3 separate regions of the Homo sapiens genome follow, and all the other regions are linked to region 2. Evidence: read pairs that join two places in POLR2A ChIA-PET (ENCODE). Cell type or tissue: MCF 10A. All regions are shown on one strand. Links, peaks and the distances in the headings refer to the core of each region. The heading gives the core; the rest is flanking DNA.

The links. Peaks named below come from ENCODE experiments on the same cell type or tissue, not always from the same donor. Only the 100,000 strongest peaks of a DNase experiment are listed, where the experiment ranks them.
Region 1: POLR2A ChIA-PET joins it to region 2 with 22 read pairs; 10 of 35 experiments call an interaction of 5 or more read pairs at or near these places.
Region 3: POLR2A ChIA-PET joins it to region 2 with 15 read pairs; 10 of 35 experiments call an interaction of 5 or more read pairs at or near these places.

What each region holds. Positions count from the first base shown.
Region 1 is chr12:52,333,607-52,343,897 of GRCh38, forward strand. No RefSeq gene overlaps it. Among named protein-coding and RNA genes, the nearest start is that of KRT83, 17 kb to the left of the region's middle. In MCF 10A, for the core only: no CTCF peak of the experiment used is centred there; a DNase peak (open chromatin) is centred at 5,135.
Region 2 is chr12:52,275,348-52,285,638 of GRCh38, forward strand. KRT86 (keratin 86) reads left to right here. Exons shown (of 11, transcript NM_001320198.2): 2 at 474-599. KRT86-AS2 (KRT86 antisense RNA 2) reads right to left here and starts at 3,809. Exons shown (of 2, transcript NR_199073.1): 1 at 3,594-3,809. RefSeq lists an enhancer at 4,730-5,929. In MCF 10A, for the core only: a CTCF peak has its summit at 3,795; DNase peaks (open chromatin) are centred at 3,814, 5,164, 5,724, 9,154 and 1 weaker place.
Region 3 is chr12:52,220,230-52,230,520 of GRCh38, forward strand. It overlaps LINC00592 (long intergenic non-protein coding RNA 592), which reads left to right. Exons shown (of 5, transcript NR_027358.2): 4 at 1,748-1,799; 5 at 3,217-3,651. It also overlaps the pseudogene TMT1AP1. Among named protein-coding and RNA genes, the nearest start is that of KRT7, 7.9 kb to the right of the region's middle. RefSeq lists an enhancer at 1,722-1,801. In MCF 10A, for the core only: a CTCF peak has its summit at 2,019; a DNase peak (open chromatin) is centred at 2,006.

The sequences.
Region 1 (10,291 bases), core at 1,089-9,088, 58 kb after region 2:
AGAAAGCCAGTCTTGATGGGAGACTCTGCCTAACAGGGGTGTTGCATATGAGATGCAGATCTACTAGCCCAACCCAGTTTTCTATCTTTGAGAATATACAAGCACAGCCCTCTCAGAGAAAGTGGGGGGAGCTGCTCCTGAGAAGATGACACCCCACGTGGGCTACTGGAGATGCCGTTGATACTGAACAATGATAAGCCTTCTCCCATTAGTCTTTGCACACCGTGATGCTACTGCTGAGATAGATGTCTTTTCTCCCTAATGTCCTCAGGTAGCCTCATCATATTCCCCCATCATCTAAATTGCTGAGACATGGGTCTTCCTTGAATTCTGAAAAAGCATGATGAATATAGGGAATTAGCAGGTAAACATGGAATGTTAACAAAAAGAGATAATTGTAAATTCATCGGTTGTTGGGGTGGAACTCATGACTTAAGGACAGACTATGAAGAAGGCATTTGAAAATCTTATGAAATCAAGGAAGGAAGTATTTAAGTGATGATAAATACTTTTGCTTCTTTTTCTAAGAAGCAAAACTGCACAGAAAACTACCTCACCAGAGAATGGAGATGATGCTTTAAAAACTACAGACTGTAAGGCTTTAATATTGTTGAATGAACAATTTCCTGTATCAGAATACGTGCAGATACCTGAACACAGATGTTAGGAACAGAGCGCCTGCAATTATTGAGATCCCTCCCCAACAGTTTTATCTCCCAGAGGGCAGAGGAATCCATGAGACTAAGTGCTTTCCTGGTCCAAAAAGCTCTAATTGCTGATATGACAATAAATAAACCTAAGAGAAAGAAACCTTGTTCTTTGCTTTTCCATCACAGCAATGGAAGAACATTTTTGGACCGTAACTCTAGAAAAGTATGTTTTATAATTAAATTTCAAGAAATTATTGGTATGACACATAGTAAGAGACCCTAGGAAGAGGAAGAAATATAAAATAAAATTCTGCAAGTATTTTCATAAATAATTTTAATGAAAAAGGAAGGAGCTAGGCATGTAAAGAAATCAATGTTGCTAAAGAAAGAGATATTTGAACCCAGATTTTTTTTTTTTTAAGATGGAGTTTCATTTTTGTTGCCCAGGCTGGAGTGCAATGGTGCAATCTCGGCTCACCACAACCTCTGCCTCCCGGGTTCAAGCAATTCTCCTGCCTCAGCCTCCCGTAGCTGGGATTATAGGCATGCGCCACCACACCCGGCTAATTTTTTTGTATTTTTAGTAGAGATGGGGTTTCTCCATGTTGGTCAGGCTGGTCTCAAACTCCCGACCTCAAGTGATCCACCCACCTCGGCCTCCCAAAGTGCTAGGATTACAGGTGTGAGCCACTGTGCCTGGCCTGAACCCAGATTTTAAAAGGCTACCTTTATAACAGCCTGAAGGCAGGCTACATAATATCAATTTCAAAGACAACAAAGTAAGTTGGCTTTTATTTTCTGCAAGTAATTCTTGAAACCAGAAGCAGCTCAGGGATGCACAGGTGAGGAATGGGGCACAAGGTGAGGAACAGATCTATTGGTTGAGGAAGAGAGTGTGACATTAGCAAATAGAAGAAGCAAAGGAAAGCACTCGGGGCCTAATTTGCTTCTTTCTTCCTCATCAGAGTGAAAATGGTCACTCTTGAAAAGCAGGAGAATGTCATTTGGTGAGCTAGAGGTCAAAGGCATGACACTGAGGCTTCATCTTGATGGCTTAGAGGCCTAGGGCTCAGATAATATCACATTCGGGGGACCAAAAAACGTGTAGAAATGATGGAGAACAACTACAAGAAATATTGGGAGAGTGATGTCAGCAAGATAGTGGGATAGTTCCAGCCCTTGATGTCCCCGGAGAAATACCAATTTAACAACCTTCTATGGGCAAAAATATCTTTATGAGAGCTCTAGAATCCAGGTGAGAGTTTATAGCACCTGTGTAGGGCAAAGAAATAAGAAAAGATGTAACGTGTATTGAAAAAGGGTAAGAAGGACAGCTTCTTTTTACCGATGTCACCCCTCCCCCAAGCTTACATAGCACAATGCAGAGAGCAAAGAGAGGGAGAGAGAGGGAGAGAGAGAGAGATCCTCTCAGCCTGAGAGTTCTGCTGTGAAAGGGAGAGTGAAGTGAACTTCTGACTTTTCTACAAACCCTGGCATTAAGCCCATATAACCATAGACTCTGGCCCCTGGCATTAGGTCCATCTGTAGATCCTGGCACCAGGCCCCACTGATGATCCCAGATCCTGGCACCAGGCCCGCTCAGCTGCAGACCCTGGCACCAAGCCTATCTGCCCACAAACCCTGGCACTGGGCCTACCTATGGGCCTTGACACCAAACCTGCCAGTCTGTGGACCCCAGCACTAGCCCCACCTGAGGACCCCGTCACCAGGTCTGTTTATGGATTCTGGACCCTAGCACCAGGCCCACTTGTCTGAGGACCCTGGCACTGAGCACACCCTCCTGTAGACTCTGGCACCAGGCCCACCCAGATTGCTGACTGGGGTGACTGCTGAAGGGCTTTCCCTGCCAAAGCCAGCCTAAAAAGACTGGAAGAGGTGACGGCTTCTTCAAATGCACAGACATCAATGTAAGGCTACAAAGATAATGAAAAATCAGAGAAACATGATGTCATCAAAGGAAGAAAATGAAGCCCCAGTAACTGATCTTAATGAAATGAAGATCTATGATCTGCTTGACAAAGAATTCAAAATAATGGTTTTTTTTTTTTTTTTTTTTTTTTTTTTTTTTTTTGTTGTTGTTGTTGTTGTTGTTGTTGTTGTTGTTGAGACGGAGTCTTGCTCTGTCACCCAGGCTGGAGTGCAATGGTACAATCTCAGCTCACTGCAACCTCCACCTCCCAGGTTCAAGTGATTCTCCTGCCTCAGTCTCCCGAGTAGCTGGGATTACAGGTGCCCACCACCACACCCAGCTTATTTTTGTATTTTTAGTAGAGACAGGGTTTCATCATGTTGGTCAGGCTGGTCTTGAACTCCTGACCTCAGGTGATCCACCTGCCTCAGCCTCCCAAAGTGCTGGGATTACAGGTGTGGGCCACCGTGCCTGGCCCAAAATAATAGTTTTAAAGAAGTTTGGTTAATGATAAGAGAACACAGATAGACAACTAAGCAAATTAGGAAAGCAACACATGAATAAAATGAGAAGTTCAAGGAAGAGATAGAAACCACAAAAAAGAACCAAACAGAATTTCTGGAGTTGAAGGACAGTTACTGAACTGAAAAATTCAGTAGAGAGCTTCACCAACCTATGCAATCAAGCAGAAGAAAGAATCAACAAGATCAAAGACAGGTCATTTGAAGCTAGCCAGTCAGAGGAACGAAAGAAAAAGAAAAAAAAAAGAGTGACAAAAACTCTGGTATTTTTACAGGACACCATAAACAAACCAATATATGCATCATAGGAGTTTTAGAAAGAAAAGAGAAAATGTACAAAAGATTTATTGAAATAAATAATGGCTGAAAATTTTCCAAATGTGGGGAAGGAAATGGACATCCAGATTCATAAAGCCCAAAGGACCCTAAATAGTTGAACCTGGAGAGGTCTACACTGAGACACGTTATAATTAAATTGTCAAAAGTCAAAGACAAAAAGATAATTTTGAAAGTAGCAAGAGAAAAATGACTCATCACTTTCAAGGAAAATTTCCTCCTCACTGCCCAAGACTATTAGCAGATTTCTCAGCAGAAACTTTGCAAGCTAGAAAAAGTGGGATGATATACTCAAAGTGTGCAAAGTTTTTACTTTGCTCCAAGCAAAAGTTTTTACTTTGCCACCAACCAAAAAGTACTATATTTGGCAAAATTGTCTTTTAAAAATAAAGGAAAGATAAATACTTTCTCAGACAAACAAAAGCTGAGGGAGTTTATCACTAGCCCTGCCTTATAAGTACTAAAGGGAGTTCTTCAAATTGAAACAAGAGGATGCTAAACAGCAACCTGAAAGTACAGAAAAATATAAATTTTACTGGTAAACATAAATATATAGACAAATTCAGAATAATATAATATTGCATTGGTAATATGTAAATCACTTTTAGCTCTAGCATAAAAGTTAAGAGACAAAAGTATGAGGAATAACCTATGACCATAAAATTGGTTAATGGATACACAATATAAAAAGAAGTGAATCCTGACATAAAGTGTTGGGGAGAGGGAGTACAAGTATAGAGTTTTTGCATGTGATTGAAGTTATCAGCTCAAAATAGAACAGTATAACTATAAAAAGTGCTGGTTATATAAGATGAATAGGTCTGAGAGATCTACTATACAGCATAGTGCCATAGTTAAAAATATTGTATTGTATACTTAAAAATTTGCTCAGCAGGTAGATCTTATGTTAAGTGTTCTTATCACATAATAAATAAATAAACAGGGTAGAAGGAAACTTTTGGAGGTGATGGATAGATTTATCGCGTAGATTATGGTGACTGTTTCACTAGTGTGTACACATCTCCAAACTCATTAAGTTGTATAGATTAAATGTGTATAGCTTTTTGTATGACAATTATTCCTCAATCAGACTGGGTTGAAAATGTAAGCACACGCACAAAACAAACAAACAAAACAAAAAAGAAATCTTGGTACTTAGGGAACAAGACGGGGGCTCTGAGGTTGGATAGATAGTGATCTCTTGGTTCTTAAGCCTGGAAAGAGGACAAATGCCAAGGTGACTCTCAAGGATTTCCAACAAAAAGGAGACTGCATGGCTTCCTTAGGAAATGTTGAAGTCAGCCGGTCCAACTCTTGCTTGTACAGTTGAGAACACTGGGGACCAGAGAGGGTAGGTGACTTGTGCCAGGCTGCACGAGTCAGCAAAGCCACGATGAGCATTGAGCATTTGGGGCACTCGCCTTGGCATTTGTCTCAGTGTGCTACTGCTTATCTTTGTTGCAGAGACAAGTTTAACCTACCAGAAAGTGTGGAGGCGTTCTTGACTCTTCCCCCTGGCTCACATCTCAAATCCAGTGAGTCAAGAAATCTAGTTGGCTCTTTCCTCAAATTCTATCCATAGCTGGCCACCTCTCACGCCCTCCAGGGATTCTCATACCCTTCTCCCTGGCAGGAGCCTCTGCCATCTCCTAGGATTGACCCTTCTCCCTCCTTTCACTGTCATGTCGCCTACAGTCTGTTTCCCAGGCAGCTGTCAGAGTGATCATTTAAACAAGTCGGGTCATGTCAGTCCTGTGCACAAAACCTTCCAAGGCTCTACACCGCACTCTGTGTGGGAACAGATGTCCTTACAACAGCTCACTGGCCTTCCATGACCTGTGTGGAGACTCCTCATCGCTGTATCTCTCTGACCATGCCCATACTCACTCCCTCACTCTCACTGCAAAAACCACACCAGCCTCCTTGCTCTTGGTGGGAACACCAGGCCTGTTTGTTCCCACTGTGGGTCTTTGCACAAGCTCTTTCCTCGGCACATGTGGCTTGCCCTTACCCCCTTAAAACCTTTGTCCAAATGTCCCCTTCTCAGTGGAGCTTACAATAACCACAGCCAAAATTGTACCCACTCTTTCTTCCAGCTCTCCTGATTTCCCTTAGCCGGTTTCTTTCTTCTTTCTGTAACACTTATCGCCATCCAACATATAATTTATTTATCTAAGTTTACAATTTGTCTCTCCCACTGTAATGTGAACCCACAAAAATATGTGTTTTTGTCTATTTTATTTACTGGTATATTCCCAGTTTATCTAAAGGTGCCTGGCATATAGTGGGTGCTCAGTAAATGCTGGTTGACTGAAAGAAACAAATAGAGACCAGCACGAGACAGGCCCCTCCAGAGCATCAGCTTTGAACTCTGGTTTCTATTTTGCTTCCCTTGTTTAGTGTGTCCACCATGGAGGAACCCTCTCACCTTCAGACACACTCAACTCTTCCCCATGGGTTAGGGTTAGTGTGGGAGTTGTCCTTCTGTGGCCAGCAAGTGGTGAGGGTGCCTCCCCAGGCCTCCTCTGTTGTCTTGGTTCCCCTTGGAGCTCTGTGCTGCAGGTGCAGAAACAAGGCCCTCATCTCAGACTGATGCTTCCTGGGGCTGGGCTGGAACCTGCTCCCTCTGCGTCCATCCTTACGCTCTGCTCCTAGCTTGTGACTCTGTCCTCTGTGTCTTTCTCTTGTGAGGAATGTGTGCATGCATGCATGTGTGTGCATGTATATGTGTATGCGTGTGCACGCATGTGAAAGAAAAAGACCAGGAAGACTCCTACTCTTTCCTGTGGTGTTTGGCTCTTTTCTAGTGCCCCTTGTTCAAGCCTGCTTCTCTGAGAGAGAGCTCCAGAAGATTGTTTTTTATTCTTGTTTTCATGCACAGAGAGCTCTACTCAAGGGCCTGGGGCTGAGGCGGTTTGGCATAATTGCCTCAAGACTGCTGCTGTGCTGTATAAAAAGGCAGTCCCATTTCCATCCTGTTCTTGGTGTGACACAGAAAGTGCCCTATAGGATGGGGTGGGAGGCAGGGGTGGGCTGTCCCTGGCCGAGGGCCCTGCTTTGTGAAGGATCTCATGCACTGGTTTATTTCTCTGGGAATTAGGTTTGTGCTCTGCCTGGAGACTCTGCACCCCCGCCTCTGTTCTCCCTGAAGAGTTGCCATCCTCTGGGACCTGACTTCGGTCTTGCCTCTTCTGTGACCCTCTGGCCAGCTATAAGTGACCTTCCTAGGAAGGCTAAGAACATGCTATCTGTGCCCCTTACCTGGTCATCTTTCCTTCTCTGGCTGTGACTCTTCCCTGCCTCTGTTTCTTCAGTGAGGTCAGGTTCTTCAAAGGCAAACTGTCCACCTAGCTTTATTTCCCCCAGCCTGTAGTTGAGGGCCTGTTCTGGTGGGACCTTACCTGCCAAATGAAGGCACCTGCTCCAGGCCGGCTCCTGAGGCCAGTGACCAGGCCTGGCACATAGTGGAGGGTCAGTCAGTGTTTGTGGACTAGATAAAGATGCTCTGCAGACGTTGGCCCCTCCCTCCTGAGTCCAGTCCATTCATTTCAACCAAGGCTGCCTGGGGACCTGGTATTTACTAGTTGCCAGAGGGGATATAAAGGTGAACAGACATGACTTCTGCCTTCAAGAGGAGCAACACAAAGTCCAATGGCCACCCTATAAGACGAATTGTAGCTAATAGCAATCATAGGGAAAGGCTTGAAGGGTCTGAACCACAAGTGCCTAACCTGAAAGGATGGGCTTGGTGGAAACCTCGTGGGACATAGCTTGGAGTTTCAAGAATGTGCTGGCTCAAGCCTCGACTTGACTGGTGGGATGATGATTCCTGGTCCTCTCACAGGTTGGAGGGGAATTAGGGGCTTGATAGATATGTCTAGGCCTGTGAGGTTGGAATGGCAAGGGCAGGTTTATTGGGAAGCAGGGTCTCTTTGATATGCCTATTAAAAGAGGCAGGTTGCAGTTTCCCTTGCGTTCTGCCTAGCGGGAGATTCCTATGCTCATAAATGGCATTAATAATGTTCTCTGCCTTTATGTTGTCAGGAGGCCTGTCCCCTGCCCAATAAAAGGCAGGAGCAGTAACAGGCCTCCCATGTGAGACCGTGTCATCCTTCAATCCTCAGTCCAGGGGACTGTCCCGCAGAACAGAGGCATGGCGAGCCAATCCTGCCACATCAGCTCTGGCTGCGGGGTCAAGAACTTCAGCTCCCGCTCTGCCACTGTGCCCAAGCCTGGGTATCACAGCTGTGTCAGTGCCATGGCCCATCATGGGGTCAGCCCTGGGGGGCTAGGCTCCAGGCGCCTCGGAGGCTTTGGCAGTCAGAGCCTGTGTACGGTGGGGTCTCCCCGGATCGCGGTGAGTTGTAGATGGCCCCTACACAGCAGGGGCAGGTTTGGCTACTGGGCAGGGGGCCTTTGCAGGCCCAGCCCACCCCGCATCACATCTGTTACCATCAACGAGAGCCTCCTCATGCCCCTCAACCTAGAGATCGACCCCAATGCCCAGTGTGTGAAGCATGAGGAGAAGGAGCACATCAGGTGTCTCAACAAGTTTGCTGCCTTCATTGACAAGGTGGGTCTGTGAGCTGTTTCCTGGGACTGTGGCTTAGGAAGGGGAAAGGGACTTGGAACCCGATGATAGGGTGGTTCTAATTCTCCTGTTACTGACTAGCACGTGGCTGTGAGAACGTGGCTGAATCAGGGTCTTGGTTTTCAAATGTTGCCATGTCAGTCAAATGCAAAATGAATCTGAAACCACCAGACAGAAGAGGGGTGTTTGCTGCTGCTGCTCACAGGCAAGCAGCAAGCATGATGTGTGTGCACCGTCCATCTTCCCGATCTCACCGGCACGCAGTAGGACAGTGTGGCAGAGCGGGCCACTCTGCCTAGGCCTGTCTGACCTCCCGCTTAGAGGAGATGCTACCGTCCCTAGCATGGAGCAGGAGCCAGGATGCAGAGGGGTCAGAGGCTCCTTGCCTGCTCCTCCGTGGTGGGGACATCATAGGAAGGCTGTGAACCCTTAGGACTTCTGCCCGAGGCACTTTATACCCTGCAGCACATGCATAGATTAAAGGCAGTGAGTTGAGAAACTTAAAGCATGGTCCAGGGAGAGGCTGTTGAATTGACTTTTCTGATGCTGCAGTTTCAGAGTCCTCCTGGTTGAGTGTATAGCTCTGGTTTCCTTTAACCTAATGATGCCCTCCCTAGGAGCTCACAGTCTTTGGGGGAGGACAGCCACCAAAGTTTAAAGGAGGAGAAGCTCGTCTTCCAGGGCTGAATGGTGTGTATATCTACACCCTGGGACTGCATAAGAAGGCACAAACCAGGGCGATGGTGGGTGGAAGTTCTGCTCTCAGATCAACGCTACATCAGAAGTGGGCATATCTGCACACAGAGGTGCTGGGTGTCCATTGTTAACATACCGCTGGCTGTCCAGATTACTCTTCCCTTCCATCAGCACAAAGAAGCTCACTGTAGAGTTAGGCAGGTTATTCATTGCACAAGGACACCTAGCAAGAGCAGGGGAGGTTGAAATCCAGCCCAGGCTTTGCTTGCAGAGCCATGTGCCCTGGCAGGGGGCTGGAGGCATCTTTTCCTAATTTGCTCAAAAGCACAGTGAGAACCCTGAGAGTGCATGCTCAAAGGGGTCTCTGCATGTGGCCTTTTGGGCATCACCCATGAATGCTGCTCTCTCCGTTGAGAGGAACCAGTTCTGGGTCTGGGGAGAGGAACTTATACCACTGCACCAGGCTGGCTTTTCCCTCCCTTGGGGTTGCTGATGGCCACCCTCTTCCCTCCAGCCTTCTTCCTGCAGGCTCCAAACTGCATTGAGCTCCAGACTACAAAGTGCATTGATATGGTGGGTTTAATCCTGCCAGAGGGCTGTCCCATGACCTGGGTCTGCATGTTGAAATCCAAGGCAGATGCCTTTTGGATAATCAGAGTTTTTGTTCCTTGTCCCTCAAGCACGGACAATTGGACAGTTGAGGGTTTGTACCAGGCTTGTACTCCCAAGAGGTTAGGGTTGGAGAAGAAATCACCTGCTTTAGGGCTGGTAAATGCAAACTTCAACGGGGGCTTGGTGGGTCACATGAATGAAGCCAAACTTGAGAGGCATGCCCACCTAGAGGGACAGTAGCTGCTGCTCACTCCAGCCACAGGCCTACCTAGCCTTGCCAGAACTTCTGGTATGTCAAGAGGGTCAGAGAGATCCAGATTCTTACTTGAAACCACTCAGTTATTAAGTGTTGGCAACTAATCAGATCTCTATAAAACAGTGTGCAAGGCAAGTAAGACATGCCTGTGGGCCTGATAGGGCCTGGAGCTGCCAGTGTACCACTGCTAATGTATTTCTCCTGTCTTGTTTTACAATGCAATTCAGTGAGAATGAGGCAAAGTGGTCTGGTTGGTGGCAGAGTTAGAGTGAGAGGTCTCCTAATTCCTGGTCTGGGATACTCTGTCCTGGGCTTCAGTGCCCCAGCACCAGAGGTAAGGAAGAGTCATGGTATGTACATTTAAAAATTGCTGTTGTACAAATGCCCACAAACTTAGCAACTTAAAACAACACAAATTTACTACCTAAAAGGCTGATGTTAAGGTGTCGGCAGGGCTGCATTTCTTTTTGGAGGCCCCAGGGGAGCATCTGTTTCCAGGGACATTTAGGCTTTTGGCAGAATTGAGGTCCTTGTGGTTGCAGGACTGAGGTCCCTGTTCTCTTGCTGGCTGGCTGCCAGAGGTTGTTCTCAGCTTCCAGAGGCTATCCACATTCCTTGGCTTGTGGCCCCCTCTTCCTCCATCTTCAAAGCCATAATAGCGGGTTGAGTCCTTCTCATGTTTCAAATCCCTCTAGTGCA
Region 2 (10,291 bases), core at 1,363-9,362:
GATTAATGGCATTCAAATTAAGGACATTTCTTCCTAATCCTAGATTTTAAAATGTGTTTTTTAAATTAGGAAATATTGAATTTCATTAATTTTTTTTGTACTAATTTAAATGGTTAGATGTTGTAAACTACAATAATCAGTTTCCTAGAGTTTAACTCTCCCTGTTCCTGGGATAAACCCTATGTGATCTTGGTCCCAAAGCTCCCCTCAACAGATCACTGCCCTGTGTTGCTGCCCTTCCTGCCTGAGTTCAGGCTTCCTTTGGCATCTTCTGGCCCCATGGGCACAAGGCAAGCTCACTGTGTTCTTTCAACAACCTTTGGAGATAGGAAAAATGATCACTCCCATTTCACAGATGGAGAAAGGGATGCCCAGAGAAGCTAGGTGACCACTGGTGACAGCAGGTGGATGGGCAGCCCTGTCTGGCCTCCTCACCTCCTGACTACAGCTCCCCTCTGCCGTCTGCTCCACAGTGTGAGGAATTAAAGGCAACTGTGCAGAAACACACGCAGAGCCTGAAGCCCAGCAAGGAGGATCTGAACAGGCTTAATCAGGCCATCCAGTGGCTGACGGTGGAGGTGGGCAGTGCTGAGAGTCAGGTGAGAGGTGGGAGTGGGGGGCAACAGAGTGGCCATGGTGGGATGGTGACCATTATTTATGACAACTGCCCCTCCCCACCTACCCTTTGGATTAGATGGCTACACTTTCTCTTAGTGAATGTCTAAGCATACAGCAGTGCAGCTGCATGCATATATCATGCTTACCTCTGCCTAGGACATTGTGTATTTTATGTAAGTAATGAACATGTAGGTAAATCTGTATGAAGATATATGCTTGTTTGTACATTATTATCTTTTTACTTGTGTATGTTCATTTTTATGTCTGTGTTTTGTTTTTCTCGCTCAGTATTACATTTGAGCCCATCTTCAGAAATTGCAAGATATTACCTAGAAACCCAGTTTTCTGGGTTCTATTTCAAAATGTGAAGATCTGGCAATGTTAAATTATGATTCTCAAATGGCAACATTTGGCTAGAGGAGAGAGGCCTCTATCATCTCTCTCTTCTTCACATGCGGTATAGGCTGCCTGGTGTGCCGCAGTCCCCACCACTCCCAATCCCATCCTTTGGATGTGAGGCAGAGGGTCCCTTGCCATTTATCACTGTCCTGGCTGCAAGTTATTATCCTTGTAGAAGAGAAAAGGTGCTGAGTCAATGTCGCCAGAGAAATGCAAGTCTGAAAATATAAAAGAGGTGCTGGTGATTTCAGGAAATGGGAGAGGGCAGATGTATTTGTGGAACTGGGTACTCCTGATGTATATTTAGCCTTCACCTTTTGATGCTTCCAGCTAGGCCTCTGCAAGCACTTGCATTTGTGAGCCTTAGAAAGGAGCTAGTCCTCCAGGATGTTTTCTTTCTCCCATTCTCTCTTAGCCTCCTCTCTTAACCCACCCACCTCCCAGCCCTCTCACACCCCCGCTGGCTCAAGTCTCACTCCATGGAGGGAAGGGCTTCTGTTCCCGGTCTTTTCTTGCTTTCTGCAGATGCAAGTGTCTCAGGCTTGGAAGGGTATTCATGGAGAGAGATCTCCCTTGTACAGGAATGGGTGACTCTGAGAAGGGATAAGCTGCTGAGGTTCTGAGGGGGCAGAGTGAGTGGGTGGGCCATCATGGTCAGGGTCCCACCAGCCACAGCTGTTCTGGTTCCCCAAGCAGCAAATACACTTCACCAAGGTCTTATTATTTTTCCTCCTGAAGAGTATAAACTCTAGGTTCCCGTGAGGAATGGATATTCTTCTTGCTAGTTTTCCTTAGGAAACAATAACCACAGCATTACATGCCAAAGAGCATTGGATGCTTCTGGGATCCTGGCTCATATTAGGAGTTTCTCCATACTAGACGTAAAAGGCTCTCTCTCAGCCATCCTAGATAGCCGGTTTCAAATCTTCACCCTGAAGGTAGACAGGTGGGCAGGTTCTTTTCATCTTGCCATACAGACAAACAAACACAAGTTTTGGAACAGGTGTGCTCACTCCTTGCAACCATGGACAATCTCCAATCCCTCATTGGCTCTGCAGCCTCAGAGCAAGGTCTGGATCCTTAAGGGGGAAGGAGTGAGGGCCAATAATGTCCTTCTGTCCTTGGTCTACCCTTCGCTCCCTACGCCCTGTGAACTAGAGGAAGTCAAGGACCCGCCAGCTCTGCAGGAGGAGGGTGGCTCTGGCAGCACCAAGGGCAAGCTGGCTTGGCTGGAGGCTGCCCTGCAGCGAGCTAAGCAGGATGTGATGTAGCAGCTGTGTGAGTACTGAGAGCTGTGATCGTCAAGTGGGGCCTGGACTTTGAGATTGCTGCCTGCCACAAGCTGCTGGAGGGTGAAGAGAGTGGATGATGGGTCAGCTGGGAAGTGCTTCAGATGTGGCTGCAGTGAGGAGTGCAGGGGCACAGGGCAGCACCACGCTCATCAGCCAGGGAAGGGTGGAGAGAGATGACCTAGGTATCCAGGAACTCGTTCCTCTAGAGCTAGGTTTCTCTCACCATCTTACAGCCCTTTGAACAAAAAGTTCTAGCTGATGTGTACTTTTGGCACCTGGGACGGGGTGACCCATAGTCATCCACCCCAGTATCAGAGACCAGGGGCCGGTTTGTCCATGGAGACAGCTGCAGGGACCAAGGCCTAGCCAGTGGGAATAAGGTCTCTGTGTGAAGTGCCTTCTTCTCAACTCTGCCCCTCTCCCCAGGCCTGGGGAAGGTGGGGTTACATGACCAGGTGGGGCTTGGCTTTCAACTCAGTAGACAACAGTAGGAGACAAGGGCTGTCACCAGGCTAGGGGAGGGAGGGGGAACTGATCACCCATGCCACAGGCATATTGCATTGATCACCTCCTTTAACACCTCACAAAACCCTGGCAGGGAGGTCCTATTATCCCCATTTTACAGATGAGGGGTAAGTTTCAGAGAGGTTAAGTGACAGCTTTAGGGACACACACTAGTCTTCAGATTATGGAGCTACCTGCTCTGGGGTCTCCTGTAGAGGTTTAAAATGTTCCCTCACGGTCTCACCTTCCAAGATCAAGTCAGGCCAAAGAAAGTGTAGTTTTTTTTTTTTTTTTTTTGGTCTTCTCTTTCCTCCAAAAAGTCATCAACAAAAGTGAGTTATATGAATTTAAGGCAGGAGTGATCAGAGAGCGCCAGGGAGCTTGCAGGGTGGAAGGACTGCTGTCTGGGAGGGTCAGGAGTGTGTGTCCTGGGGAATGCAGAATACCAAACCTAGTAGACAGATGGACTCACCTGCTTCCTTCTTTCCGCTGGCTTGGTCTGGGATTTGGGGCAAGGAGCATCAGTAAGTAAACAGTAGGCTGGCATGGTCGGATCTTATCTTATTATCTTATTCTCCTTATTCCCTCCTTCCCCGTCCACACCTTGGCGTGCCTCCTCTTGAGAAGGCAGAAGGGCTGTGTTTCTGTTCCTGTGTCTGTGACAGCTCCCTCTGTGCCTCTCCTTTTGTCGGGGGCTATTTCTTCTCTCGGGGGTGACTGCGTTTGCGTGTGTGGGGAAGGGGGTCCTGTGGTCTGTTCTCTGGGGAGAGGTCTGTTTACCTGTTCCTTTCGGGGAGTTTGTACATCTGTCTCCTGGTGGGGAGGAGGGTCTGTGTATCTGGAGGAGATGTCTGCAAGTCTGTCTTCTGGGGCTTGGGGTGGGGGGAGGAAGGGCTTTCCTCCCTCGGACAGTCGTCCTCCGTTCAGCCGGGCTCCGCCTGCCTGCTCCAGCCCCGAGCAGGCTCCGGCGCCCTGGAGACGAGCGCCCCTGGCGGCGGCTACGCGCTCTGCGGCTCTCCCGGCTGTGTCCGTGGGCTTTAGCTACACAGCTCCCGCAGATGTTGAACCCTTCCCGCCTCCCTCCGGAGAAGACAAGGAACCCTCAGCTTCTGCCCTAAAGACTTAGCCCTCTTGTGTCAGATGCCCCCTCCCATAGAGCTGACCCCACATCATCTTTCCTTTTTGCCTCCCACACCGGGACGTGAGGCGTTGGAGCACAGCTTACAGGACTATGACTGACCATCCCCAGTGCAGATGGCCTGGACGCTGGTGCCATTGGGTAGAGGTGGCCAGCTTACCTGGACCAAGAACCCTGCCCCTCTGAACTGTTCCCACCCCTTCTTTCCAGGGACTTCTCTGCAATAAAAAGTTGTGGAGTGGTCTGAGCTGCCAGGAGTTTAAACCCGGATTCTCCAGGCCATTCCCAGAGCACAGACAAACCTGGCTGCGGTGGAGGGGTCAGGGCGAGAACAGTACCAGGAAGCAACCTCCTCCCCTCCTGCTGTGAGGGTCTATGTGACTTAAGTATATGATGATTCGATATTATAGAACCAGAGTCTTTAGGATGGGGAGCCCGGAGTCCATGGGGAAAGCGAGAGAAAGGGTTCATTCATGCAGAAGAGTCTAGCCTGGGGCCCATAGCTTCTGGGCAGCAGAGCTGAGAATTCCATTCTCCATCCATCCATTCACTCTACACATACTTACTGAATGGCCTCATAGTGCTTGGTTCAGGGGACAGGATGGTGAGGAAGACACTCTAGGATTCCTGGAGATGAGGTTCTGGGTAGGGAGGTGGGCCATAGACGAGGAAACCGAGCAGAAACAGAAAAGGGTGAGATGGGGATTGGGCCAGTGCCTTCTATCACCCTGATGGGGCATTTGAAGACAGGTGGCCCTTGCAGATGGGGGCTGGAGAGAGATGAACACAATTGGGTGGCCCAAGCTTGGGTTCTGGTTTAACACACAATTGGGCCACCGAGTTGTGTTAATATGATCTGGTGGCGGGCAGAGGAACAACACACTATGGTGGAGGAAATTGTGGGCTGTGAAATCAGACGGAGGCTCCAGCTCTGTCTCTACTTCAGATCCAGGGTGTAAGTTGGTCCGAGTTTTTACAAGGCATTGGATTTTGGTGGTCGGAAGATAGAGTGGGGTGGCTAGATAAAGGCTGGATTTCTGGGTTCTTTCCCTGCCACACAGACCCAAGAGAAGCTTCTGTACAGTGAGCCCACATTCCTTTCTATTGCATGAAATTACATCATCAATGCAACAATAGTTTCTGCTTTCTATGTCCCTGGGTGGGGCTGAAGTGCGTCATTGGCCAGAGGCTTGGGCTTTACTTTTTAAGGCACTCTAGTGCCAGAGTGTCTGCTGTGTTCTTCTGGGTGCCTGCCCAGAGGACAGGTATCCAAAAGGCCCTCTTCTTGTGTAAACAGAAAAGTCTCATGCAAGAGGAATGGGACTGAAACTTGGCTAGCCGGATGCCACCCTCCTGAGGGGTAGGGGGCATGACCCCACTGGGCTCACACATCAGCCCTGGTTGATAAATACTGACCTGCCAACACTCGCAAATGCAAACAAGCTGCCTGAAGATTCTTTCAAGATTCTTTAGTCCAGCTCTGTGCTCCTTGCATTTTGCTAGGGGATCATGAGATTCTCTGCTATTCAAGCCCAATTTTCTCCAGCTCCTGCTATGATGATCATGTCAACAAGGGAACTTTGTGGGAATTGTAGGCAGGATCTAGGATGTACATTCTGCAACCTGCGTCACTCAGGACTGTTGCTCACATTTTCCCTTTTCAAATACCGAACCTGGACTTGCCTGATGTCAATCCAGAAGATCCCCAGGGCTTTGGGGTCAGGTTTGAGTTTCTTCCTGGGCCAGGGCCCTGTGGATCACAAGCAATGTTTGTGGTTTGGAGACTAATTCCCTGAGAGGCTCCCCTGGCCATGGGCCACATTCCAGACTGGGGTGGGAGGAAACTGCCCAGTGCATTTATGGAGAGTCATTCCCCAGCCCATTTATAAGCTTTGTGAGTCGGGTGGCTTCTGAAGGGAGGAGGGCTGTCCTCAGTTCAGTCATTGCTTCTCAGCAGAAGGGCACTATAAGGTGTGAGTCCTCTGTTGGCTCTGCATGCCTGCCTCACACTCCGTTGTATTTAAACATGTCAGATGCTAACTTGGCTGTGGTCATGTCTCTATCTGAGCCCCAGGAGGGCAGTGAAGGTCTCATCCATCCTCAGGGTCTGCCACAGAGTAGATGTGATGGGGTTGAGGCTGCATGGTCCTGGTTGGTGTGTCCTGTCCTGAGATGTATTGGGCCCTGTTTTTGACCATTGGCATGTGGCATTCTGCATAACCCCTTGGAAGTCTCTTGTGGAGTCTAAATGCAGTCCTTCCTGCTGTGATTTCAGCTGTAAGAGATCAACCAGACCAGCCTGGAGTAAGGAAGGAAGGGCCTTGATCCTGTTCCCAGTCTTATTCTTACCTTGTCCAAACTCTTCACCTGTTTCTGGGCCTCAGTCCTGCCCTCCTCTAGATCTAAATTGTGAAGATTCTTTTTTTCCTTCTTATTTAATTTTAAATTTATTTTTGTAGTGATGAAGTCTTGCTCTATCACCCAGGCTAGAGTGCAGTGGCAGGATTATAGCTCACTGCAGCCTCAACCTCCTGGGCTGAAGCGATCCTCCTGCCTCAACCTCCTCAGTAGCTGGGACTACAGGCACATGCCTCCACGCTCTGCTAATTAAAAAAAAAGTTTTGTAGAGATGGGGTCTCACCATACTGCCCAGGCTGGTCTCAAACTCTTGGCCTCAAGCAATCCTCCTGCCTCAGCCTCCCAAAGTGCTGGGATTACAGATGTGAGCCACTGTGCTTGGCTTTCTTTTTCCTTGTTTTCTTCCCTACTTAGTCCCTCTGAGCCAAAGGTTAGCTGCAAAATAGAGTAACTATCAGAGGGTTGTTTGAGAAAAGGTATTGCTGCATGTAAAGTGCTTAAAGCATAGGAAGTTATGTAAGTGTAACTATTATTTCACTTACTGGAATTCTTTAGAAGGTTTTTGAGCCCCCTGAAACAATTTTTTTTTTTTTTGAGACAAAGCCTTGCTCTGTCGCCCAGGCTGGACTGCAGTGGCGCAATCTTGGCTCACTGCAAGCTCCGCCTCCCGGGTTCACACCATTCTTCCGCCTCAGCCTCCCAGATAGCTGGGACTACAGGCGCCTGCCACCGTGATGGGCTAATTTTGTTTTTGTATTTTTAGTAGAGACGATGTTTCTCTGTGTTAGCCAGGATGGTCTCGATCTTCTGACCTCGTGATCCGCCCGCCTCAGCCTCCCAAAGTGCTGGGATTACAGGCGTGAGCCACCGCGCCCGGCCAAGTTTTGAGCCCCTTTAAAGAAAGCTCTCCAAAGTCCAAGGGTGGCTGAACTCCATCTGCCCCACCTGGAGTGAGAGTGACCATAGGGCAGGAGGAATAAGTAGGCAAGCCTAGGGGTTAGAGCAAGGGCTCCTTGGCCAGAGGGCACCTCCCTAGTATGACCCCCAGCAGCATCTGCCCATCACTACGCCCACTTTAGCCCCACTCCCCATCGGTGACCCCTACCTCACCAGCACACATGGGTCTACCCATGTACCCACACTGCACTCACATCCACATGTACCCACAAATCTCCCTTTTTCAGCACATAGATGCACACATGTCCACCATGTATAATCACACATTTAGAAACCCTCACCATCTCTCTCACACACACGTTTCCACACAGGTGCCTGGAATGTGCATGTACCTGGATGCAATCATATTGCTCCACTCGCAGTTACCTCTAGGCATTGAGCAATGCAGAATGAATATACAAACAACATGCGCATACACTGCACAGTTGCATGAAACCTGGACTCCCCATTTCCCTCTAGCCCCTAATCCTGTCCCACCTCTCCCAAAGAATAACAGAGTTGACTGGGTGCGGTGGCTCATGCCTGTAATCCCAGCACTTTGGGAGGCTGAGGTGGGTGGATCACAAGGTCAGGAGTTTGAGACCAGCCTGGACAATAAGGTGAAACCCCGTCAGTACTAAAAATACAAAAATTAGCCCGGTGTGGTGCAGGCACCTGTAGTTCCAGCTACTTGGGAGGCTGAGGCAGGAGAATTGCTTGAACTAGTGAGGTGGAGGTTGCAGTGAGCTGAGCCTGCACCACCGCACTCCAGCCTGGGCAACAGGGTGAAACTGTCTCACAAAAAAAAAAAAAAAAAAAAAAAAGAATAATAGAGCTTTAAATTGGTAAGGGATGTTAGTAGCCACCTAATCCAAGCATTTTTTTTTTTTTTTTTTTTTTTTTGAGACAGAGTCTCGCTCTTGTTGCCCAGGCTGGAATGCAATGGCGCCATCTTGGCTCACTGCAACCTCCACCTCTCAGGCTCAAGCAATTCTCCTGTCTCAGCCTCCCAAGTAGCTGGAATTACAGGCACATACCACCACGCCTGGCTAATTTTTTGTATTTTCAGTAGAGATGGGGTTTCTTCCTATTGGTCACGCTGGTCTCAAACTCCTGACCTCAGGTGATCTGCCCACCTCGGCCTCCCAAAGTGCTGGGATTACAGGCGTGAGCCACCACGCCCAGCCCCAAACATTGTATTTCATTAGCAGATACACTAAGGCCCAGAGATGGGAGGTGACTTGCTAAAGGTCACACAGTGAGATGTTCCATTTTCTTCACCATTCTGCACCCGGGGCATTATGTGTTTGATTCCTTCCCGCCTTGCTCCTCTGTCTGAGCCTGTGCAGGAATGGGAACCTAGAGGGAGGTGAGGATTGTGGGGCCGGAGTAGGAAGGAAGAGAGGGTCAGAGCTAGAGGGAGAGTGAGGGAGTGAAATACGGCAGGTCACTAAGGCCCAGCTAGGCTGAAGTTGGAATAGGTGAGAAGTCCATCAGGACTGGAGTTGTAGTTGGCTTCTGAACTAGGGAGGGATGGAGCTGGTGCTTGAGTCTCAGGTCTGGACTCCTGACAGGGGCTGCTGCTGCTGCTGCTGCTTCTTGTTTTTTTATTTTTTTGAAACAGGGTCTTGCTGTGTCGCCCACGCTGGAGGCAGTGGCACAAACATGGCTCACTGTGCGGCTTCAACTTCCTGGGCTCAAGCTGTCCTGCTTCGGCCCCCTAAGTAGCTGGGACTATAGGTGCACACCACGTCGCCCAGCTAATATTTTTATATTTTATAGAGATAGAGTCTCACTGTATTGTCTGGGCTGATCTCTAACTCTGGGGCTCAAGCGATCTTTTCACCTTGGCCTCCTAAAGTGTTGAGATTATAGGTGTGAGCCACTGCACCTGGCCTAGGGCCAGCTTCTGAGCTGTGTGATGTCACAGCATACAGGGCTGGTTGGAATGATTGATCACAAATTCTGGAACTTTCTAGGATTGTGTCCCTCTCAGAATTCCATCAGGGGTGGCTGAGAGACCTTGGTTTGATTCTAGCTTTTACAGGAGAATTTGTTCTTTTCAGTCCACTCACTTCTGGTCTCTTAATATTCTTAATAATTTCTAGTGCCCAGAAGGGTAGGGGTGGGGGACTCCCATTTCTGCTGTATTTTCTGGGCCTTGGACTGGAAGTTTAGAGATTCACTCCGGCTTAAAGATGTATGTTCAGGGAGTCACCTTGGCCCATAGTGGGGCTGAGCTGTCATCTTCCCCTTCCCCTACCTCGTCAGTGTCAAGTTAATACTTCCATGCATGAAGGAGCTGAATGGCCCTGGTAACCACGGAGGTTTCTCTCTGTACTTGCAATCTCTGATCACAGATATCAATGTAATAAGAGGTTGGCCATAAGAGGCCCTGATCCCTAGAGGGACTTCTACTTTACATTCTGCAAAAGAATAACACTAATGATAAAAAATAGAGTGATAATTTTGTGGCATGCACCATCTAAACCTTTTACGTATATGAAATCCTTTAACTCATCAACTTATGAGGTGGTTGCCCTTTCTATCATCCTCATTTTGGAGGTGTGGAAACAGGCACAGAGAGGGTAAATACATTGCCCAACCCACTCACCTAGGAAGGACCAGGGCCCAGCTTGGGGCCCAGGCAGTCTGGCTGGAGTCCGTGTCCCCCCTCTATGCCACATCATCTTGCTATGTGCTGTTTTCTGTCTTTGAGGAAAATGTATCAGCTGTGGCAGGTCTCCAAAACCCCAGAGTGATGCCATTTAAAAAAAAAAAAAAGAAAGCCAACATCAAAGGCTTTTTGAAACTTTAAATCATATTCATGTATTCACCTCTTAAAGAATTCCAATAAATTACTCAGGCATGAGTCTTCCCTACCAAAGCAATGGGTGATGTTGCCTCAAGCTTTGAGTGATTGGTGAATCTGATTTTCATGATCCATCAGTTTGCAGATATGCATGAGATGTTTTCTGAGAGACAGCTGCAGTTTAGTGAAATGAGCACTAGCGACACACACAGGGCTTAAACCCCAGATGAACCA
Region 3 (10,291 bases), core at 714-8,713, 56 kb before region 2:
GTGAGTTTTCTACACAAAACAATTCTCCAGTTCTCTGCAGACACCAACTGGGTGTCCTACAATTTAATTTAGTTTGAACACTAACTACCCAGGGTAGGGGAGAGCCTGCAGGTTAAAGTCTCAGTCCCACAAGACTGCTCCCATTTCAGATGCCAATCGCAAGTACTGGGTACTCACACCTCTGTGTAGTTTGGCCACCAATCCAGGGTTCCCACAACCCGCTCCTTAGGTTCAATAATTTAATGGCTCACAGAACTCAGAGACACTTTCTTTAGGTTTACTGGTTTATCATAGAGGAGATTATAGAAGACAGACATGAATAGTCAGATGAAGAGGAAATAGGACAAGGTCTGGAAGGGTCCTGAGTGCAGGAGCTTCTGTCCCTGTGGAGTTGCGAGGCACCGCCCTCCTGGCACATGGATGCATTCTCCAACCTGGAAGCTCTCCTACCTCATAGTTTAGGGATTTTTATGGACACTTCAACACATAAGCATTATCAATTATTACTCAATCTTTAGCCCCACTCTCCTCCCCAGAGCGTGGGGAATGGGGCTGAAAGTTCCAAGCTTCTAATCAGACATTGACCTTTCTTATGACCAGCCCCTATCCTGATGCTCTCCAGGAGCCCACTGGCAGTCAGCTCATTAGAACCAAAACCCCACTCCTATTGTCCAGGAAATTAGGAGCTCTGTGTCAGGAACAGGGATTGAAGACTAAATATTAGAAAAAAAGTTGCTCCTAGCACCCCTATCACTCAGGCTATTACAAGGGTTTAGGAGTTCTGTGTCAAGTGCTGGGGGCAGAGACCCAATATATATATTGAATTATGACATAATTTGGAGAACAGAGAAAGGGAGTCAATCATAATTCCAGCCCTCAGTACAACCATTGTTTAGTATTTAAACATATTTCATTTTAGTTTTTTCCTCCAGTGCACCTGTTTTTCTTTTAAGCATAATTGTAAGTATAGTGTTGCTACCTCTTTCCATTCTCCATGTTTACTTAAGACAATAAAAACATTCACTGCTTATGAAATACCTGGCACATACCAAGATCTGTATAGATTGTTTTCTCTTTCTCATTTAATCCTTAACATAATCCTGGGAAGCAGGCATTTTCCTGACACTAGAGATAAAGAAACCAGGGCTCAGGGAGTCTCAGTTGCACTTTGGATAAGTGATAGAGCTAGGATTGGAACCTGGATATCTTTGACTCTGAAATCTCTGCTCTACCCATTGTGATATCCAGCCTTCCCAAGGCGTAAGTATTTTTTTTTTTGATAGTACAACACTATTCCCATAACTCTGATTTTACATGCAGACATATTATGCTAATGAGAGATGGTTTCACAACTTAACCACGCCTCTGTTGTAGAACACATGAGCTACTTTCTCTCACTCTATAAATAATGCCGTGATTGATATCTTCATGGATATGGCTTTTAACCAAATTGTTTTTCTAAAGGGTTGCCCTAATTTGAATGCCAGACTTAAACCGTAATAGCATATTATTATCTAAAAAAATAGTTGGTGCTTTTTTAGGCAACAGTATCTTGGTTTAATCAGCACATAGTTGAATACAGGCTTGGCTTTATTCAAGAAACATTTAAAGGGTACCTGCTATATACCAGGAATGATGGTAGGAATGGAAGATACACAGGTGTTTGCATTATACGACTCACTCAGAAAGCCAAAACCAGGGCGTTTCAATTACTCTAACCCATGACTCACTCAGCTGATGGTTTCAGGGGCTGTGCTGAAGAAGCCTTGGTGATATGGGTGCAAATGCCAAAAACATGGGTAAGTCTCACTGGCTCAGGGAAAATGTGATGCAGAGTAGGTGGCATTGCCAGCTGATGAGTGTGACAGTTACTAAGTTACTGTCTCTAGCTCCAAACCCACACTTAGACTTTCAGCTTTGGGGTGCTGGAGCCGACTCATACGGCTCACATGTGCCTTGTCAGCTGGCTTCTGGCTGGGATGTGCAGATAGGGGGCGCCAGAGGGAGACTTCGAGGCGTTGCTTTCTGTGGGCATCCCATCTGCTTGCTGTTCTTGTGGGCAGTGCGTCTTCACCCTGCCATCCGGTTGGCAGTTTTCCCTACACTTGGAGAATCAGCCTCATTGTGCCCTCCCACTCAGAGATGCCAGCACCAGCCAGCCTGGTACTGGTACTGTACTACCCCTTTCTCAGAGCTCTGGGCCCCAGGCCCACAGGGCCCTGCTTTTAGCACCTGCCGAGCAGTGCTTCCTCCTTAACAGTTTGAGTTTCAGGGGCTCCTCCTCTAAGTTTCCAAGTTTTCATAACCTCTAACTTCTTCCCTCTGTCACCTCACCCCTAGCTATGGTAGCTACTTCTGCTAGTTCTGTGATATTTTAGAGTTAGTTACTCTTTCACTTACCCAGTCAACAACTCTAAACCTAGTTAATAATTCTATTTATGTATTTATTTTTTGAGACAGGGTTTCATTCTGTCACCAAGGCTGGAGTGCAGTGGCGTGATCTTGGTTCACTGCAACCTCTCCCTCCCGGACTCAAGCCATCCCCCTGCCTCTGTCTCCTGAGTAGCTGGAATTATAGATGTACACCACCACACCTGACTAGTTTTTTAATTTTTTGTGAAGACGGAGTTTTGCAGTGTTGCCTGGGCTGGTCTCAACTCCTGGGCTCAAGAAATCCACCTGCCTCTGCCTCCCAAAGTGCTGGGATTACAGATGTGAGCCACCGTGCCAGCCTTAGTTAATAATTCTTTACTCTGTTCAAAGAACTGGTGTGGGTATTGTCTCCTTATTGAACCTGACTGATAATGGACAGGCCTTGAGCCCCCAAGTTGCTGAGGCCCTTATGGTAACCACATGTGTTATTTTGTTTTAGTTAACAGTGTACACAGAGACATGAGGAAATTGTAAAGTTGATTTTAAATCAACTTTAAATCAATAAAGTTGATTTAAAAAAAATCTTTGAGGATTGGTTGAAGTCTGTTTAATAAGCCATTTGAACTTGGGATCCCCTACCCCACTCAGAATAGCCAAATTCTGTCCCTCCTCTCCTCAGCAGAGGTTTATTCTCCAGAGATGGCTAGATAGAGGGTCTTTGTAACAAGGTACGGTACATCCTATTGAGGGAATAGGCACCTTACTGAAAAGATAAGAGAGTAAGTGAAGGTTTACAACTGAATGCTGAGACCCCTCTGTCCTCTTCTTTCATTTTGTTTCCAGAATGCTGGAAGCCAAGCTTGCACATTCTAGGCAGCCATTTGGAAGATTCTTCTCTGCGCATGACCAGCTGAAAAGGAAAAACCCCGAAACATTGGCACTGTGATTTCTCCATGTGAACAGTTTAGTTCGCCGAGGTGGACATGCCTCATTCATGCTTATGGAGTGACCGACCAGCCTTTAGTGACACCCCCTGAAATGTGAGTCATCCATGGGTCACTAGTCATTGGAGAAGAGCCCCTTATACAAAACTTGGAGCTCAGACCACAAACAACAACAACAATCCAAAAAATAAAAAAATGAAAAATTAGGAGCAGAGACTAAATGGAAAGATGGAAATATTAAAATAAAAATATTATTTTAAAAATTAATATGTATTAAAATTTTATTTAAAGTAAAAATAAATAAAATAAAAAAATTAATATTAATTAATACCAATATTCTCCCTTTTATTAATATCATCAGAAAAAGAAGATATTTCATCCTGGAAACAAGAGCAGAATGCAATAAAAAAGGTGTAGTCAAAAAACAAGATGAGCCCTAGGAAGTTAAAACAATGATAGCAGAAATGAAAAATTTAGTTAAAGGCTTTGAAGAGAATATGAAAGAAATCTAGAGAGTAGAGAAAAAGGACAAAGTGCTAGGAAACAGGAGAGCAAAGATTAGAAAATCAGAGACCCAGTTCAGGAGTTAGTTCCAGCACTGAATAAGGAGAGTCCCAGAAAGAGAAAACAGAAAGAATGTAAAGGAAGAAAACTCAAAGAAATAGCTTGAGAAAATTTCCTGAACTGAAAGATATGAGCTTGTTGATGCAATAGCCCACGAAATCCCCAAAAGATCGAGTCATTTCACTGGCACAGGGAAGATTCAACAAACTTATGATTGGGGGGAGAAGATTTCACATGAGAAATCTAGAATCAGAATGGTTTCAGACTTTTCAGTAGCAATACTGGTGGCTAGAAGGCAATGGGCACCCTTAAAATACTGAGGGCAAACATTTTACAACTCGGAATTCCACAGCTGCCAAAATTATGAATTAGTCATGAGAATAAAAAGATTCAGACACATACTTTCTCAACACATTTTCCTCACAAACCTCAGAAAGCTACCAGAGGATATGCTCTATCAAAACTAGAAAGTAAACTAAGGAAGAGATAGAATGTAGGAGAGAGAAAGTCCCCAGCAAGAGACAAATCTTAGCCTGATGATGGTGATGGGAGGTACCAAGGTGAGAGCAGTGCATCAGGTCTAGAGACCACCCAGTCCAGGTGGGAATGGGGAGAGACTCTGAGGAAAATGGCTCCAGATGATGAAATTGATAGAATCGTTGACATGTTCTATCAATCTATCAATGAGGGAGATTCTGGAATGATTCATTAACTCTGGGAAAAGTGAAAGTAGGGAAGCATATTGATTGAATGGTTCCAAAAGTAAATGAAGTATACTATACTCCTTTGCTCTGAATATCAATTAATGAAATAATTCTATCAGGATGAAGGGAGATGGGAAATACAGTGGCCCTGGGATGGTTGTTAAAGAGAGGTAAATTCTTACTTTTCAGAGTGAGAAGTCAATAGTTAATGCTCAAACCTGAAAAGTCGAGAAGTAGCAGTATAAATATGTTATTTAGAGATATGGATATAAGATTTAAAATAGAAGGCTAAAACTTGAATGTGGTTGCCATTGGGGAGTAGACATCGTGTGTAGGTAAGAGCTGTTACTTTTCATAATGAGTCTTATGGTTTACTTCTTTAAATCACACATGTATAAATGTGTTTTTTTGAAACAAGGTCTCACTTTGTTATCCAGGCTGAAGTGCAAAGGCATAATCATAGCTCACTGGAGCCTTTATCTCCCGGGTTCAAGTGATCCTCCCACTTCAGTCTTCTGAGTAGCTAGGACTACAGGTGCATGCCACTTTGCTCTTCAAAAAAAATTTTTTTTTTTGTAGAAACAGGGTCTCACTATGTTGCTCAGGCTGGTCTTGAACTCCTGGACTTAAGTGATCTTTCTGTCTTGGCCTCCTAAAGTGTTAGGATTACAGGTGGGAGCCACCATGCCCAGCCAGCATGTATAGCTTTGATAAAAATTTATATATCCATATCAATATTTATCTATCTATCTCTGGAGCATATTGGAAAGTGGTGGTTGAAGTGGAGAAGGGTGACTTTTTTTTTTTTTTTCCTCGTGCTGCTGGGAAAATTAGCCAATAGTATAAAAAGCTAATCAGCTAATGGTGGTGGATGGGGAAGTTTGGTCTTTTGCTAGAGCCCAAAGCAGCTTCATCAGAAGCTTTGAGTTCCTAGAACCCTGGACCCAAAGGCCTTGGGGGAAGCTTGTTTGTCTAGAAGAGCCAAGATCCTCTGAGTTGCCTGAGCTGGGTGGATCCATTCTCTCAGGACAAGAGAAGGATCCAGCCCTGGCCATAAAATCTGCTGACACTGGCTGCCCTCTGCAGAGGAGGGGCTCACTCTGTTTACCTGAGCTGGGAGAAAAGTGCCCTTACCTGTTAATACCTGGAGCAGCGAGAGAACTTAGGGGCTGTCCTCCCTCTTCAGTGTGCTGCCAGCTTGAAGGATGGAACCAACAATCAAACAGATGCCTCCTACTGAGGACAACGGAACAAAGAAAATAGAACTTGTTTTTGTTTTTCTTTTTGTTTTCTGAGATGGAGTTTCACCGTTTTCGCCCAGGCTGGAGTGCAATGGTGCGATCTTGGCTCACTGCAACCTCTGCCTCCTGGGTTCAAGTGGTTCTCCTGCGTCAGCCACCTGAGTAGCTGGGATTACAGATGCCCACCACCATGCCCAGCTAATTTTTTTGTATTTTTAGTAGAGATGGGGTTTCACCATGTTGGCCAGGCTGGTCTCGAGCTCCTGATCTCAGGTGATCCGCCCGCCTCGGCCTCCCAAAGTGCTGGGATTACAGGCATGAGCCACTGTGCCCGGCCAAGAAAATAGAACTTTAAAACAATCTACAGCACCAAATATAACCTCCATGGGCATCCAGCAGCACATTACTAAGAAATGACCTGGAAATAAGAATGAGGTTTTGGCAATTAAAAATAAATCTTAAAATTCAACGGAGGAAGTAAAAAGTAGAATAAATACTGCTGAGCCATGGGAGAGGTCATCTAGAAGGTCGAATGGAGGAACTATGTTGCAACACGAAACAAAAGCATAAAGAAATGGAAATAATGAGTGAGAAGAGCAGTGATGCTAAAGCTAGGAGATCTTGTATCTGAATAATATTTGTTCCAGAAGAAGAGAAAGGAACAAACGGAGTAGAGCCAATAAAGAAAGAAACAAGACAAGAAAACTTCTCTGACCTAAAGAAGACTTGAGTATTGAGCTCAAAAGCATTCTTTGAGTGCCTAGAAATAGTAACAAAAACAAGACACATACCTAATCACATGTTGGTGAGATTTCTGAACTTCAAAGGAACTTCAAAAGAAAAAAATCCTAAAAAATTCCAGATGTAAAAACAACCAACAACAAAACCAGTTACCCGAAGAGGAAAGAGAATCAGAAGGCCACTGAAGGCATCTTTTGCAATTTGGGAAGCCCAAGGACCATGGAACAATACTCACAATTTCTGGGGAAAGTTCTCAGATCTAAGAAGCTTGGCCAAAATATTATTTAAGTGTGAGGGGAGAAGACAGACATTTTCAGATATACAAAGGTATCCCCATGAACCATTTCTAAGGAAACTATCCAAGAAGGTAGTCTAGGCAATTGAAACTTAAATTTGAAAAACAAATGAGCAAAACAATTTAAAACTCACAATAGGGAAAGACAAATAGCATGAGAAACAGTGGAGACCAATACATCTAGTGGAATATGTATTAAATAAATGAATGATGAATGAAAGAGAAGACAGGGAAGAAAAACCGTTAGAAATAGTTTGAAACTAAAATGACAGGTTATTTCCACCAAATCCAGGATTTGGGATGGAGGGGCTTGTGGGGGTGAGGATGGGGAAATAAAAGGTGCTATAGGTGTGATCTAAATTGAGGGGATTACATTACTGTATGCTTTTGGTATGATGATAGTGAAATAGGGGTTCAAATATAACTTGAAAGATGAAAGTAACTGTTAGTAAACTTGCGGTAGATAGAAAAACTTCCAAATACCAGGCAGGGGAAACATGAGTAGCTACAATTTTCCCCCCTCTATGTTCTTTAATGGTTTTGTTATTATTATTATCATTATTTTTGAGACAGGGTCTCACTCTGTCACCCATGTGGGAATGCAGTGACACAATCTTGGTTCACTGCAACTTCTGCCTCCTGGGCTTAAGAGATCCTCTCTCCTCAGCCTACCATGTAACTGTAACTGGGACTACAGGCGCGTACCACCACGCCCAGCTCTTCTTCTTTTTCCTCTTCTTCTTCTTCTTCTTCCTCCTCCTCCTCCTCCCCCCTCCCCCTCCCCTCCTCCTCCTCCTCCTCCTCCTCCTCTTCTTCCTCTTCTTCTTCTTCCTCTTCCTCTTCTTCTTCTTCTTCTTCTTGGCTTAAGAGATCCTCTCTCCTCAGCCTCCCATGTAACTGTAACTGGGAGTACAGGCATGTACCACCACGCCCAGCTCTTCTTCTTCTTCTTCTTCTTCTTCCTCTCCGTCTTCTTCTTCTTCTTCTCCTCCTCCCCCCCTCCCCTCCCCCTCCCTTCCCCCTCCCCTCCCCCTCCCCTCCCCCTCCCCCTCCTCCTTCTTCTTCTCCTTCTTCTTCTTCTTCTTCTTCTTCTTTATATTTTGAAGAGATGGGGTTTTCCATGTTGCCCAGGCTGGTCTTGAACTCCTGAGCTCAAGCAATTGCCTGCCTTGGCCTCCCAAAGTGCTGGGATTACAGGCATGAGCCATCACACCTGGCCACTGTTCTTTAATTTTTGAATTCTTTTTAATGACGAGGCTGCATTGATTAATTGCCCTTATAATTATAATCAATGAAGTAAGAAACACTGAAAAGTAAATAGTGTTCAAAGATACCCTGTGGTGCCATAAGCAATGTGTTTGGAGAAACTCCTTTCTTCCATCTCTTACATTCTTTCCCTGTATGCTTCCCCCGCTATCCAGAAACAATGACTAATGACTGTCACTAGGGAAAAGGGCTAGAGAATGGCACGTAGGTGACTTTGTGAGGGCCCAGAATAAGAACTGAATAACATATGATGCCAATAAAGATGGCTATCTGTGTACTTACAAGTTCTTATTTGTTAGGGAAGGGAGATGTTCTGGCATGCACTATAGGGAATTTTTAATCCTCATCTTTAGAAAACCGGACTCTGTGATGGGATTTAGAAGACACCAGGTTGAAAGCCACCAATGGAGCAGCATGGTGAGAAGGTCTCTGGCCTAGAAATTAAGGTGCCTCAGTTTAGTTGTGTCTCTGCCATTTTTGTGAGCCATGTGTCTTTGCGTAACTCATTTAATCCCTCTGAGACTAATTTTCCCACTCCAGGAAAACTGTGTTGCTACACATAGTCAGCACTCTTAAAATCTCTTGAAATGTCTGTTGAATAAATAATGAACAAACAAATGAGTAAAGTGACTTGTCTAAGGTCGCCCTCAGTGTGAGCTGTGCCTGAGCCCACAGGTGTCCGGATGCAGCCTGATACTCCATCCAGGTTAGCACACCTCCCCCACTCACTCACCGGTCTCAGCACTCTGCACACCTCATGGAGACTCTGCTCCAGGTTCTTCACAGAGCACAGCACCAAGGTGCAGACCAGCATGTCCACAGAGCCATCGGCCACCTGGTGCGTGTTCTCCCTGGCAGCTACCACAAAGCGCTCAAACTGCAGGTGTTGGTTCTCTGCAATGCTTTTGATCAAAAACTTCTCAAAGTTGGGGTTGGGGTCAATACAGGTCACCCTGCACCCAGGTGGCTAGTACTTGAAGTTGGCCCCCATGCCACAGCCCACCTCCAGCAGGGAGAGCTTCTTGGAGGGGCCCACAAACTCCTGCAGGTTGCCAAAGAGCTCCTGCTTCTTGCTTGCCATCTGTTCTTTGTACATCACAGTGAACCTCACCAAGAAGTAGGGGAACCATTTTTGCACATCCAGTTCTACAAGCCCATAAAGTTCAGCAGGTACATGGGAAATGCTAGGATGTCAATGGCCAGCAACGAGGAGGCCCAGGAGACACTGCTGACCAAAGGCAGAGAGAAGTGCCCAGTGGCAAAGGGGATACCGCTCAGATGGGGATTGCATTGGTGGTCACACCCGACCCCAAGGATGTGGCTTTCTCCAGTAATGCTTTGCAGGCTAGAGCTCGAGGAGAGGAGTCTGAGGTTTAGGCTGAATAGGGCTGGAGATTTATCCACGTGGGGACTGAAGAGTCAGGGGTCAGAGGGTGAGAGTAATGGTCAGGGAGCCTGAGCTGGAAAGAAAGGTGAAAGGAGGGTGGTGGGTGGGGAGAAAACGGAACAGCCAAGTTCAGGACTGGGGGTGCTGGTGTAGCTGAGGAATCCACCAATGACAGTGAGAGTTATTATCAATGGTCCTGCAGTTTAGGATCTAGAATGTGACCTCAGGTGTAGGCAAGAGAAAAAGGATGCAGTGAAAGAATTGAGGAGCTCAAGGAACTCAAAGGGTAAGATGCTGGGTGGGTCATTTGCACTGAGAATGAGGGAGCCCGGGGTGGAGAGGAAGCAGGACCCAGGTGCCAGAGTCCACAGTGAGCATGAAGGGAGTCAGGTCAGTAGGTGGCTGTGGGGCCAGTAGGGATCAGCCTCAGGGGAGAGAGGCAGGAGTGGTGCAGCTGGATCACAGGAGCCCACAGGATTTTTAGAATCACAGTGATCTGTGCAATCAATATATAAAGGTTAAAAACTCAATCAGTATATAAAGGATTTTCTTTTCAACCAATAGCATTCCAGTGAATGGTCAATTCACTGGATTAAATGAATTGGTCAATTCCTTTAATCACTTCCCTATTGACAGGCATTTAGGATGTTTCTATTTTTTCACAAATATACCACATTCCAATTCGAATTCCAAGATAATGAAAAAATTAATATTTTTTTTCTTTATGAGTCAGAGGACGTGTTTTTAGGGGATAGACAATGAGTAATAGTTCTCTA